Linked DNA regions of Homo sapiens: all the other regions are linked to region 1. The links are chromatin contacts, found by Hi-C or POLR2A ChIA-PET in ENCODE. All regions are on one chromosome and are shown on one strand. The core of a region is the stretch at or near the end of the contact, and the rest is flanking DNA. Distances in the headings are between cores, read along the strand shown.

The links. A loop is a pair of places that touch in the nucleus more often than their neighbours do. ChIA-PET counts read pairs that join two places held with the same protein, here RNA polymerase II (POLR2A). Pooled maps may share reads with other maps.
Region 2: a loop to region 1 is called in a pooled map, with 6 times the contacts of the local background. The contact joins the promoter of RASA1 here to the promoter of CKMT2-AS1 in region 1. A Hi-C loop is called at or near these places in 5 of 50 pooled maps.
Region 3: a map of CD8-positive, alpha-beta T cell shows a loop between it and region 1 (21-fold over the local background). The contact joins the promoter of CERT1 here to the promoter of CKMT2-AS1 in region 1. A Hi-C loop is called at or near these places in 1 of 168 maps with a recorded cell type or tissue (CD8-positive, alpha-beta T cell) and 7 of 50 pooled maps. POLR2A ChIA-PET finds 5 or more read pairs at or near these places in 1 of 52 experiments (OCI-LY7).

What each region holds. Positions count from the first base shown.
Region 1 is chr5:81,299,307-81,303,749 of GRCh38, forward strand. It overlaps CKMT2-AS1 (CKMT2 antisense RNA 1), which reads right to left and starts at 2,263. Exons shown (of 2, transcript NR_034123.1): 1 at 1,981-2,263. It overlaps ZCCHC9 (zinc finger CCHC-type containing 9), which reads left to right and starts at 2,281. Exons shown (of 6, transcript NM_001131035.2): 1 at 2,281-2,392. RefSeq lists enhancers at 2,010-2,799, 2,363-2,462, 2,613-2,792, 2,800-3,589.
Region 2 is chr5:87,264,690-87,269,132 of GRCh38, forward strand. It overlaps RASA1 (RAS p21 protein activator 1), which reads left to right and starts at 3,194. Exons shown (of 25, transcript NM_002890.3): 1 at 3,194-4,301. The coding sequence starts at 3,763. RefSeq lists enhancers at 2,923-3,217, 3,271-4,158, 3,916-3,965 and silencers at 2,966-3,215, 3,556-3,735.
Region 3 is chr5:75,509,798-75,514,240 of GRCh38, forward strand. CERT1 (ceramide transporter 1) reads right to left here and starts at 1,832. Exons shown (of 17, transcript NM_001379029.1): 1 at 1,315-1,832. The coding sequence starts at 1,410. POLK (DNA polymerase kappa) reads left to right here and starts at 2,094. Exons shown (of 15, transcript NM_016218.6): 1 at 2,094-2,117. RefSeq lists enhancers at 1,189-1,258, 2,009-2,388.

The DNA.
Region 1 (4,443 bases), core at 1,013-3,512:
GAGATCTTGGTTCAAATCCTGACTCTACCTCTTATTAGCTGTCTGACCTTGGATAAGTTACGTCAGCTCTGTGAATTTATTCCCTCATTGCAAAATGGAGAAAATAATAGTACCAACCTCACAGAATACTGAGTGGACTAATTAGGTAACGAATGCAAACCATTAAGCATACTGCTGGCACCTATAAAATGTTCAGTAAAGTTAGCTATTAGTAGCAATAGTTTCCTCCGAATTCCAAAGGACTTATTCTACGCCCTATTTGCTCAACTACTAATCTTTATTGGACATACCGCTACAAAAAGAAATCGGTATGTTCCTTTGCTTCCAAGAATGAACGACCTACAGTTTAAAATGCAATATACCACTAAAAAGAAAAGTTTTAGTTAAATGCGCCCTCTAGTGGTATGTTATGTGTAAGTACCTTGCATCTACCAAAGATAAAACCTCTTCATGAAATGTCACTACCCTGAAACCAGCTGGTTGAGATCATTACAGTATGGGCAGCACTACCACACATCTTTTAGGAAGTTCCCTATCTTCAAGAGCTGGAAGTTGCTGTTGTTTGTTTGTTGTCTTTTAAAACTTTCTCCACCATATGAACTACGGTATTTGTGATATGTACCATACCAAATCTCAACATTCCTACAAGCACTGACTTTAAAATCCCTTCTCTTAAAGAAAACTGGGCCACTTTCTAGTTTGCTTTAAACAAACATCGCAAAGTACTTATTCTTCATTTACTTAACAAATACGAGGGCCAGGCGCGGTGGCTCACGCCTGTAATCCCAGCACTTTGGAGGGAAGAGGTGGGCGGATCGCCTAACTCAGGAGTTTGAGACCAACCTGGCCAACATGGCGATATCCCATCACTACTAAAAATACAAAATCTAGCCGGGCGCGGTGGCGGGCGCCTGTAATCTCAGCTACTTGGGCGGCTGAGGCAGAAGAATCGCTTGAACCCGGGACGCAGAGGTTGCAGTGAGCCGAGATCGCGCCATTGCACTCCAGCCTGGGCGACAAGAGCCAAACTCCTTCTCAAAAAACAAAACAAAACAAAACAAAAAAACAAATACGCAGTGAGCACCAAGGATGTACCAGGCAATGAGGATACAATAAACTTACACAATTATTGTGTAATTACAAATGTGAACCGTGTCATAAGAAAGTATAGACTGCCGTGAGCACACAGTAGGGGATTGGTCTAGTATGGGGGTAGGGGGCTGGAAGGCTTTCTTGAGAATAAAATACTTAAAGCCTTGAAGGGTGAGTAGAAAGTAACTGGAAGAAGAAAAGGAGTACCATACAAAGAGACTAGCAAATGTAAAGGCCTGGAGATGGCAAGGTACACACGGCATTTGAGAAATTGAAAAAATGATCCTATGCACGGAGCTCAAAGGAGAGACTGAGCAAGGTGAGGCTAGGGAAGTAGGCAGGGACTTCATAAGGAGTTCGAATTTCATCCTAAAACAATGGGAAGCGAAGGGAGAGTTTAAAGCAGTACAGCAGTACTGCTTTAAATGTAATGATTTACATTTTCAAAAGTTCCGTTCCTACGACACGGAAAATGGATTTCAGGGAGTTGGGGCAGAATGAATCCCCAGACCAGTTGTAGAACTACAGGTACAATATGGGACAAGGGAGGAGGTGCCAACAGAGATAAAAAGAAGTGGACAAATATTCAAAAGGTTAAATGGATTGAGCAAACTGTTGAGAGTAGTGGTCCTGGTAAATTGCATTTTTTCACTAGGCACAGCTGGTGGTGGTATCCATTTGCAAGAAGCTACAGAAAATGAGCCGTTTGGAAATCCAGGGTTTTCCTCTTAAAAAGAGAACTTGTTTGGCTACAAAGTGTTAACATTTTAATTGAATGCTCAACGAGCACTGAAGGGGGGACATGAGGCACTGCCTCTCACCCAAGAGAGCCCCCAAATGTCCTTTTCAGACTTTTATCACAGTGACCCACTCCCACCGCGCCTTTACCTTGCCTCTGCCTGGAATGTCCTTAACTCCCTCTTGCCGGCAATTTCACCAGATTTTTGATTTCTTATCCAGTCTCACGGGAAGCCTTTCCGGCATCTCCCACCCTACCGATCTTCCCGTCTATCTCGCCTGCTACACTGTGAGTTCAGACAGCACGGATTGAACTCTTCATCTTTTCGTGTCGGCGTCCTGCACAGGGCCATCCCATCACTAAGCGCGCCACAAACTCAGCCCAGTATTGACGCCCACGAGTCGCTTGTAAAGACCGTCTGTGACGCCGGAAGTGACGCGCTCTCGGGCACTATGTGCTTCCGGTCTCCAATACCGCAGGAGGGCGGTCTTCCCCGGCTCGCCAACTCGGCTGCTCTGGGGGATTCGTGCGCGGTAAGAAGCTGCGCGGTAGCGCGGTGAGGTGAGGTTCTCAGCCACCAAAGCTGCAGGGTCTCGTCGTTCGTTCCCTCTGGCCTGGCGGAACTTGCGTGGGAAGCTGGGAGGACAGAAGGCTTAGCCGCTGGGTCCCTGAGCTGGCTGGAGCGCGGGCTGTCTAGGGGCGGCGACCTCAGCTGTTGGGCTCCGGCTGCTGGGGGCTGTGCGTCCAGCCGCCCTGGAATCCGCCTGTGGGTGGGCCGCTTGGCTCTCCCACTTCACCCTCTTGATAACCCAGAGCCTCCCCCTTCCCACGTACGTAGGGGAAGGATAATCTACTTCCTTTTGAACAGCTTCGGTCCCCACTATGACAGTCGCATAAACTTCAGCGAAGAGTGCGCTGGTAAAGTGGCATGGAGTTTCTCACACCAATTCATTGGGTCCACCCTTCAGCTTCTGTGGAAGGGGTCTTTCTGTTACTAGGAGCTGAGACTTGGGGGGTTGCCAGGGATGCTGGTCTTAAAAGGTGATAATTTAGGCCGGGCGCGGTGGCTCACGCCTGTAATCCCAGCACTTTGGGAGGTCGAGGCGGGCAGATCTCCTGAGCTCAGGAGTTCGAGACCACCCTGGGCAACATGGTGAAACCCCTTCTCTACTAAAATACAAAAAATTAGCTGGGCGTGGTGGCACGCGCCTGTAATCCCAGCTATTCGGGAGGCTGAGGCCCGAGAATCGCTTGAGCCCTGGCGGCAGAGGTTGCAGTGAGCCAAGATCGCCCACTGCACTCCAGGTTGGGCTACAGAGTGAGACTCCGTCTCAACAACGACCACAACAACAACAAAAAAGGTGGTGGCTTAATACAGCCATGCTCCCCTTAAGAACTGGTATAGTTATGAGAAATGGTTGGGCCGTTTCGTGGTTGTGTGAACATCATAGTGTACTTGCACAAACCTACACAGCTGGGCCGTATGGGATAGCCTGTTACTCCTAGTCTACAGACCTGTACAGTATAACTACTAAATACTGTAGGCAGTTGTAAAAGGATGGTGTGTATCTAAACACAGAAAAGATACTGTAAAAATATAGTGTAAAAGAAAACATGGTACAGCTGAATAGGGCACTTACGCATGGAGCTTGCAGGGCTGTCGGTAGCTATTAAGTGAGTCAGTGAGTGGTATGTGAGTGTGAAGGCCTACGATATTATTTAGGGTATTACTGTACACTACTGTAGACTTTATAAATGCGGTATGCTTAGTCTAAGTTTATTAAAAATAAGGTAATAACCTTAGCTTACTGTGCTTTTTTAACTTTATAAACTTTTAAATTAATTTTAACTCCTTGACCTTTTTTTTTTTTTTTTGAGACGGAGTTTATTCTCTCTGTCTCTCATTTTTGAGACAGAGTTTTGCTCTTGTCACCCAGGCTGGAGTGCAGTGGCGCAATCTCAGCTCACTGCAACGTCCACCTCTTGAGTTCAAGCGATTCTCCTGCCTCAGCTTCCCAGGTGGTGCGCGCCTGTAGCTGGGACTACAAGAGTGCGCCACCACGCCCAGCTAATTTTTGTATTTTTAGTAGAGATGGGGTTTGACCATGTTGGCCAGGATGGTCTCGATATCCTGACCTTGTGATCCACCTGGCCTTGGCCTCCCAAAGTGCTGGGATTACAGGCGTGAGCCACCATACCCGGCCCACTCTTTTGTAATAACACTTAGCTTAAAATGCTAATGTGTTGTATAGCTATATAAAAATATTTTCTTTATTCCCTTACATTATTCTATAGCTTTTTCCTGTAAAAATTTTTTTTGTTGTTATAAACTAAGACACACACATTGTGCCTACACCGGGTCAGGAGCATCAATATCACTCTTTTCTTCCTCCACATCTTGTCCTACTGGAAGGTTTTCAGGGGCAGTAACATGAATGGAGCTGTCATCTCCTATAATAACTGCTTTTTTCTGGAATACTTATAATTGTCTAGTATTATGTACAGTACATCATTGTAAGCATTATGCTTGTATATGACTGGCATCCCAGGTTTGTTTACACCAGCATTACCACAGACATGAGTAATGTGTTACACTACAAGTTATGAGGGCT
Region 2 (4,443 bases), core at 1,944-4,443, 6.0 Mb after region 1:
GTCCTCCCATCAGAAACTATTCTTACCTATGCTCTAAGGTCCTCTAAAATTACAGTTATGTTACTGAGTTAGAATTACCTTTCCACATACTCAAGATATCAAAACTATAAAATATTTTGGAACGTAGTACATTCATATTTCTTTTTCTTTTTTTTTTTTTTGAGACAGAGTCTTGCTCTGTCACCCAGGCTGGAGTGTTAGCCAGGATTGTCTCGATCTCCTGACCTTGTGATCTGCCCGCCTCGGCCTTCCAAAGTGCTAGGATTACAGGCGTGAGCCACCGCACCCGGCCACATTCATATTTCAGTTGCCAATGAAACCAGAATGAGCCAACTTCATTTCTTAAATTTTCAGTTTCTTTTCATACACAAGTTTTTGTCCAGCACTTTTTATTATTTAGTCTTCATTAAATACTATGTTTCAAGATCCAGAGTAACTTTTCTAAAATCACAGATATAATAGCTTATTTTACTAAAGGTAAAATATATTTTGAATTTTCTTTCTTTTGTGTACTATTCTGTTTTTCAATACCTCCCTGTTTAATATCTGTGAATTTAATTAAGATAGTTTACTTCCCTTTGTTAACTGGGCAGAAAGTTAAGGTGGGTAGAAAAGAAAGGCAATGGACAAAAATTAAGTAGAAACATTAAATCCTTTTGGAAAAAATGAAAATAAAGATAGACAACGTATTTGAGATTCAGAAAGTACACAAGCAATAGTAAAGATTAGAGCCTAGATCTATCCAATAATAGGAATATATTAAATATCTGAAAATACCTCATAAAAATATGTGGCAATTTCTTTGGAGGAAAAGAACAGGGCTAACTCTAAGGCTAAACAAAAACTAGGTAAGATATTGGTATAAGGCTGATTTACAAATAGACATAGTAGTTATTTCCTACTGGTTAAGAAATTGATTTCCAAAGATGGGAGCTGATCAAATTTGGTATTTGTTAAAAGGATGAAGATCTGTTCAAAGTAGCATACTGAGGTTGCCTAGGACTGGGCTAGGCAGTAGAATAGACCACAGGTTGTATTTGCAGTACAGTTTTGTAGGTACATACACCTAAAAGTCTAGAAAACATTTAATTGAGCATTTGATAGGTGTTAGACTGCATTAAATATTGACCTTTACAAGTGCTAAAGAATTGTCAAAAAGGAGGAGGTAATTCTGCAGTAAGAGTAGTGAGCCTCACCTGGACTCCCAGGCAACATACAGAGGGTGTGTGAACATTTAGAAATCAGTGATAACCAAGAGCCGGTGATAACCTGCCAGTTCAATGTCCTGCATTCAAGGGCTGACAGTGGTGACTGGGACAGGAATGTTGGAGGATTGGGATGCTAACACACTGGAGGTTTTCAAGCACAGGCTATATTAAGATTTGTTGGGATTGTTGCACTTGGTGTTCACACAGCAGACAGTAAGTAGAGTAGGTATTTTGATAGTCTTGTCTAACTGAGGGTCTAAGTTTAAAAGAAAACTGTTCTCAGGGAGGCCACCATAAGTAGTACTTCATTATTAAGTATTATGGAACTACTTCATTCTCATTTCTAGAACAGCACAGAGCTTGGCAACTCAAAACCCGCCTATTTTACCTACCCACCTAATGAATGACATTTATTATTTCTTTCAGAACCGTTTTTAGGTATTGCATACCTCCTTCTTGATTAGTATACTATACATTAATATAGTGGTTCTCAAACTTAAGTGTGCAAACAATCACTTGGAGGGTTTGTTAAAATGGATCGCTGCATATTTTCTGATTCAGAAGGTCTGAGGTGGCATTTCTGAATTCCTAGGATGTTGCGGCCTGAATTCACTTTGAGAACTCTAGCTCCTGTGACTGGTCCATCTTCCTTCTCCCAGGTAGCACACTGCTAAGAGATATGCGTAATGGAGGCCCCAGGACTACTCCTAATCAAGTTGGATTGTTGTCATTGACTAGGTAAATAGGCCTGTGCAAACTTACAAAGGCAATGCATTGCCTGTATCTTGTCACGTCTTTTAGTGGTCTTTTCTCTTTTTCCTGGGTTTCTATCACAGCCACTTGCCATCCTGAGTGTTAGTTTGATCATCCTTAGCACAGAAAATATTGATCTCAAAGATCAATATCCAATGGTATTTAATGTGGGATCACTCCTGGGAGAATTTAACAATATTGTTAATTTCAAACCATGGGAAGCTCCCTCTACATGAATGCATAGTTTGTATACATTTTAGTGTAAAAGACAAAATAACACCCTTCTCCTTAATTGTATTAAAAATGAGTTTTCAGTTTATTGCTACTTTTGAAACGATATATAATTATAACTAGCATTCTGGGACATTCTTGACATTTGACTTGTTGAAGGTGCTTGCATTGTGGATCACGTCCTGCAGTCTTTTGCACACAAACCAGGACAAAAGTGCATTGATTAGTGTTTTCTGTGGCACCTCCTCCTCTTCATCAGTATCCAACAGACTTATAATGGCATAGGTAAGTATATGAGACAGTTGATAAAGAAAAACGTATGCAAATACTGGTAGAAATCTTACTTCATAACCACTATTTCTACTCAAATTCTTCACCCTTCTCATATGGTGCCCTTTATTTCGTTTTGGAGTTTCAGAATCTATTTTAACTGTGTGTGTGTGAGATAGTCATAGTGATTTATAGCATGCAACGAAAAAGAAAACATTAATAGTACTGCCCCGATCTTCAAAGCTACCTGACCCCTGCCCGGTTTCTGCGCTGCTGGTTAAGGCTGTTTTTTCCACTGGTCAGGAAGTACGGAACTAGTTTCTGGGCATTTTCCTTTCCCTTTCCCCCTCCTTCCTCTCCACCGCCTCCTGGTCCCCCTCTGGTCTCTCCGGCTTTAACAGCGCCAAGCACCCGCGTGCTCAGGTACCCTTCCCTCTTCTCCCGCCCATCAAACAAAGCCCCGGGAGACAGGCGCGCGCCGCCGGCCACGCCAACAGGAGATGCGGCCGCGCCGCCACACGCTTGGAACCGGAGGAGGACAGCAAGCGCGACCACGCACCGCGCGTCCCCGCCGCTTCCTTCCCTCTGGACTCTTCCTTTTCCTCCCGGCCCGGCCCCCCGCCCCCGCTCCGGGAACGCGCCTGCGCACAAGCTGCCCTCTCCCTTCTCCGCCCTTCCTTCCCTCCGTCCCTCCTCCCCTGCCCCGCCTTCCTTTCTCTCTCTCCCGTTTCACTCACTGAGAGCTCCAGGTAGTGAGCAGTTCAGTCGATTTCCTCGTTACCCCGCCCCCCTTTCTCTTGCCCCCCCACCCCTCTCATCTGCCTGGTGGAGGATGAAGCGGCTGCAGTGGCCCCAGCCTCAGCAGCGGCACCGGCGGTGGCTGCGGTGTGGGTGGCCGGAACTGGGGTGGTGAAGAAGCGGTGGTGGCGGCTGAAGGAGCGGTAGCAGCCTCAGCCTCTTTCCCTGTGCTTCCTTTCCTCTTTAGTGCAGCGAGGAAGTTTTCGCTTCTGTACATGTGTTTGTGTGCGTGAGTGTGGGTGTGTGCGGTGAGGTTTGGGTGGCGTTTGTGCAGGCGTTGGGTTTTTTGCCCACTTGGCTTCCCGTAACCCAGGCAGCTGGGGAGCCTGGGCTGTGGCCCTAGGAGGGGGCGCGGCGGCGGGCTCTCTCCTTTTGTTGTTGTTTCCTCAGCCTGGGGAGCTGAAGGGGAGACGCGTCTGGGTGGGGCTGCTCGGAGCCCGGGCCTGGTGGCCCCTGGGGCTCCCGGGCGGGCAGGGTAGGGCAGAGTAGAGCGGGCTTCAACATGATGGCGGCCGAGGCCGGCAGTGAGGAGGGCGGCCCGGTAACAGCCGGAGCTGGAGGAGGCGGCGCGGCAGCGGGCTCCAGTGCCTATCCCGCAGTGTGTCGGGTGAAGATACCCGCGGCCCTGCCTGTGGCAGCCGCCCCCTATCCTGGGCTGGTGGAGACCGGAGTGGCTGGAACTCTGGGTGGCGGAGCCGCTTTGGGGTCAGAGTTCCTAGGAGCCGGGTCTGTGGCAGGGGCACTGGGGGGAGCTGGACTGACAGGGGGAGGTACTGCTGCTGGCGTAGCTGGTGCTGCTGCTGGCGTGGCCGGTGCTGCTGTTGCTGGACCTAGTGGAGACATGGCTCTCACCAAACTGCCCACTTCGTTGCTTGCTGAGACTCTCGGGCCAGGCGGCGGTTTTCCCCCTCTGCCCCCTCCCCCTTACCTGCCCCCTTTGGGGGCGGGCCTCGGGACAGTGGACGAAGGTGACTCTCTGGATGGACCAGAATACGAGGAGGAAGAGGTGGCCATACCGTTGACCGCTCCTCCAACTAACCAGTAAGTTAAGACTGCTGTTCAGGAATTTGGGAAGCTGGCTCCAGAAAAGAAGTGGAAATGAAGGGGTAAATCATACTTTGTCCTTTTCATCTGTGGTTTGTTAGGAAAAGTTTTTGAAGTTTCAGGTTTCTTGGGTAGGAAT
Region 3 (4,443 bases), core at 582-3,081, 5.8 Mb before region 1:
TGTATACCTACTACACAATGTGTTCAATAGAGATTCCTAAATTACAGGATACATTTAATCTAAAGAAATCCTGAGGAGCTTCTCGTTACTGAAAACCTTGCACTGAAATTTCAAGAATGATCACAGCATCAATATACAACATAATTTTGCTGCTATACAAATAAAAGTCAACACTTGCAATCCTTAGTTCTGACTACTCATGCCTTTCCTGGCCCCCTTCTCATTAGCTTTCTAGACATTATAAAAGCCTAATATGAAACAATTCCACAAATAATGTCCAAGTGATTTGCCAAATATGAATACTGGAAACAGGGTGATTTCTTAATAGCCACTGGCTGCACATGACATAGTATCTTATGACCAGCTTGTTGAGGGACTGGCCCAGCTCCCCCTCTCCAAGTTAACTGCTAGCTCCAGCCATGTCTAAAAAAGTTTAACAGGAAGGGAGAGAGAAGTCAAAAAGGCTACGTGAATCTTCTTACAGCAAAAACTTAAAAAAAAAATCCCCACAACTATGTAATATCAAGAGATCATCCACCTGCAGTCCTATAATGACTGCTTTGCTAAAATTTTGATACAGGGATTTTAAAAAATATATAAAAGATAAAACATCTTTTCCTTACCCTCGACCCCTTACCGCAAAAATATTTTATTATTAAGTAATGCTCTTCCTGGACTAAAGATCAGTCTCCATTCTCACATGTTCCAAGTTACTATGAATATTTCCTGTACCCATCATGTGCCGATTCAATATCTCTATTCTGAACTAAGGTACAGGGTGAGGGAGAAAGTCCTCCACATTCATCTGTCTCACTACATCTAACCTAGCAGAATTCAACACCTCAAATTTCAACACCAAGCTGAGTCGCTCCAGCTTCTGTCGAAAGAGTTGCGTCCGCAGTGCCCCCCAACCTACTCGGCTTGGCATCCTCAGAGAGACCAACCTCTTTTAAGAGGTCCGACTTGAACCGCTCCCATGCCCAGTCGTTCGGACACCGCTGAAGCCCAACCCGGATTCCTTACACCCGGGACAGCTGCCGCCCTAAGTCCCAAGTCACGGCGCGCATCTGGCCTCCCAAACTGGATCTCAGGTTTATACACCCTTTCCCTGGTCCTCGGCTGCCCCCGACGAGCCCCCGGGCAACAAGGACAGTGCCCCTATATCCCCGCCTCATCCCTAGTCGCTGCAGCAACACTCAGCCTCGCACCCCGGCACGTTCCGCGCCTCCCGCCAGCCCCACCCCACCGCCTCAGCGGATTGCCTCGCTGCAGGTGAGTCTGGCCAGGGGTCCCTTGGCACCAGGGGTTGCTCACCTTACTGAGGACCCCGCAGCGCTCCACAGGCGGCCCAGACTCCGTCTCTGGATCCTCCTCCGAGCCCGACGAGTTCCAGCTCTGATTATCCGACATGGAGGCTCGACAACCGAGCAGGAGACCGGCCCCCGCTCCCTCAGCTGCGCCGGAGGAGGCGCCCAGTCCTCGGGGTGAAGGGTCGGGGGATGGCGAAGCGAAGAGTGCCCGCTCCGGTGTGGGGGGGAGCAGGAGGAGGGACGAAGTCCGCCCGCCGCGCCGCCGCCGCGCCTGACACCGAGCGGAGCGAGGAAGGAGGACGAGCGGTGAAGGAAGCCTACCCTTCCAGCCGTCAGCCGCCGCCGCCGTCGCCGTGACCCCTGCGTTGCGCCCGGCGCTGCCACCCGAACTTAGCCCCCTCGATGCCAATTTCAAATAGGGAAGGAAAAGGGAAAAGAAGGGAAGAGAAAATCCGGCCGCTGAGTCCCGCGTCCACTCACACCTCCGCTACCGCCGCCATCTTCCTGCCTGGCCCACTATTTACCCTCCCCTCCCCTGTCCTTTCCCCTCCCCTTCGTCCTCCCATTCTCCCCCACTACTCCCCGCCCCGTCCCCCTCCCGGCGTCTGACGCGACACGCCGAGCCTTCGGGATCCTCCTCCCGAACCCTACCTCCGGCTCTCCCGGGTGACGACGGGTAGAAAAGCAGGAGGAGCGGAGAAAGGAGAGGGCGGGGTAGGGATGCAGCTGTGCTGCATTCTGGGAAGGGCGTTGGTCCGTCGCTCGCGCAGCCTCCTGGGAGTTGTAGTCGCGATCCTGAGGTAACGGGTGAGTATCCCGCGCGGGGATCGCTTGTCCCCTTGGGGCCTTGTCAGTCGGTGGGTGGGCTTCGTTTGACAGTTGCGTGACCAGCCCCTCGGCCTCGCTTCTATCCTTGCCTTGTGTGTTTATGACGAACCCTCCGGGCTTGCGGGCCCAGACGTGAGAGAGCTTTCCGCTGAAGATGACGGGCCTGCTTTCCAGGGCGGCTTGTCGAAAGCCCGGGAGCATCTGGCCGCTTCCGCCTCAACCATGGGCTGGGGTTTTGTGAGCTACTAGTGCCAAGGGTTTTCTTTCCACCAGACCACCGCTGTAAATCTCGAGGGTCTTACTCATTAGAAGTTAGAATTCACATTTGACGTTTAAAGGAAGAATTTCCTTAGTACCTTCTCACAAGCACGCACTTCGCATTTTTAGATTTCTAGAGTTTGCTTTGTAGAAAGTAATTTTGAGGTTGTCAGAGAATAAATGACGTTAGAAAGGTTTTTAAAGTAAAACAAGAATGTGAGATGATAGCCTGGGATTTTCTCTTGGTTGTAAATGAATATCTTACTGAGAACCACGTTAACCATGCCTGCCCCTCAAAGATAGGAAAGGTTGGATATATAGAAACTTTCTCGTATTAGAAATACCGAAGTGCAGTGGTTTTGTGTGTACAAGGGATTAGGCAATAGGAGGCTATTTTTGTTTTAAGACTAGGGTTGAATTAGCAGAAAGACCAATAGAAGATCTAACAACTCTTGTCAGTTGTCAAGGATAACTTTGATTATGAGACTTTGACTTTGTAGCTTCAGTAATTTCCTCTCGTTAGCTATTTTAATATAGTCGATTTCCTTGTAATTGCCAAGAGTAAAATTTGTTATTAAACCTTAGAAAGAGTACTTTCTTACTACAAGGATGGGACGATAGGAGCGAAATTTCGAGTCTAAGGGAAAACGCTGGCCGAGTGTGGTGGCTCACGCCTGTAATCCCAGCACTTCGGGAGGCCGAGGTGGGTGGATCACCTGAGGCCGGGAGTTTGAGACCAGCCTGGGCAACAAGGTAAAACCCCGTCTCTACTAAAAATACAAAGATTAGCCGAGCATGGTGGTAGGTGCCTGTAACTCCAGCTCTTTATATCCTGGTTTCAAATCTAGGCTTGATGACCTTCTCCCATATCCCAGTATCATATTTTTTTCTTCCTGCATGGGGGATTAATTACGATTCTGAATGGTTGGTAGCATGAAGCTAGGTTATCCCTATCGTGGCAATGGATATTTAAGTAGGCATTGCCAATATTTATCTTGCTTTCTTTTACTTTCTTCTTTTTCTGACCATCCACACTCCATTTATATTGATGAGTTCTTTTACTAATATCAATTATTATTATATTATGCTCATACTGCCATGTCTTATTCTGCAGCTTTGATCCTTAAGGTGACTTTGCATATCTGTCTAGGACTCCTTTATCTGTTGATTTTTACCATTTAAGTCTCCAAAGACAGCTGTATTTTTGGAAAAGTGGGAGGGAAGAGGTAGATGGGGATACTCATTGATACCTTAATGCACTTCACAGCTGCTTGAGAATATGTCAGATCTCATAAAAAGTTCTAACATTCGAGAATAAGACAGTGATTTCAGAAATGGAATTTCAAAGGGTGTGTAGGCCACCCTTTTTATCCTGTTTCCTATTGTAGAAATGAGAGCCAGGCTAGGAATGTTTCAAGCAGAAATATTCTTACTATTCAATGAAATTGAAAATGTATTCCCATATCTTTTACTCCTATCTGTTTGGTTTATGGGATAAAAACTTGTTAGAGTAGTTGGTATTTCATAGGCTTCACTATAACATTGGAAAATCTTTTAGTCTAAAAAGCACACAGTACGGTACACCAATGAACAGTATTAGTGCCCACTCTTGGCATGTACACATGTTCTTTCTGTCGTTTTTATTTTGCTTAGCTTTTGAGTCTCTTCCTGTTACTGTGAGAAATTCTTTTATTAATATTTTAAAGGCATACTATATAAAGCAGTGTGGTGGTATATTAGGTATCAGTAGAATCCTCTTGATAGTTATTTAGTAAACGTGTTTTGCTTCCTGTTTTTTTCTAACCTTTTTATTGTTTCACTTCTACTATAATTTCACATCCTTTTCTTCTTAGTCAAATAAGTTGAAAAAATATATTTTTATAGAACATGTTGCTATGGTGATAGTTTATGAAAATATACTTTATCCCTGTTTAAGATCTTTATTAAGATCTTGCTATATGATAATCTGACTGGGGTGCTATAAAAGTAAGATATAAACCACTTCTTCTGTAGATTCATTGTTTTCTAGCATTTTTCTGTCTAGGTA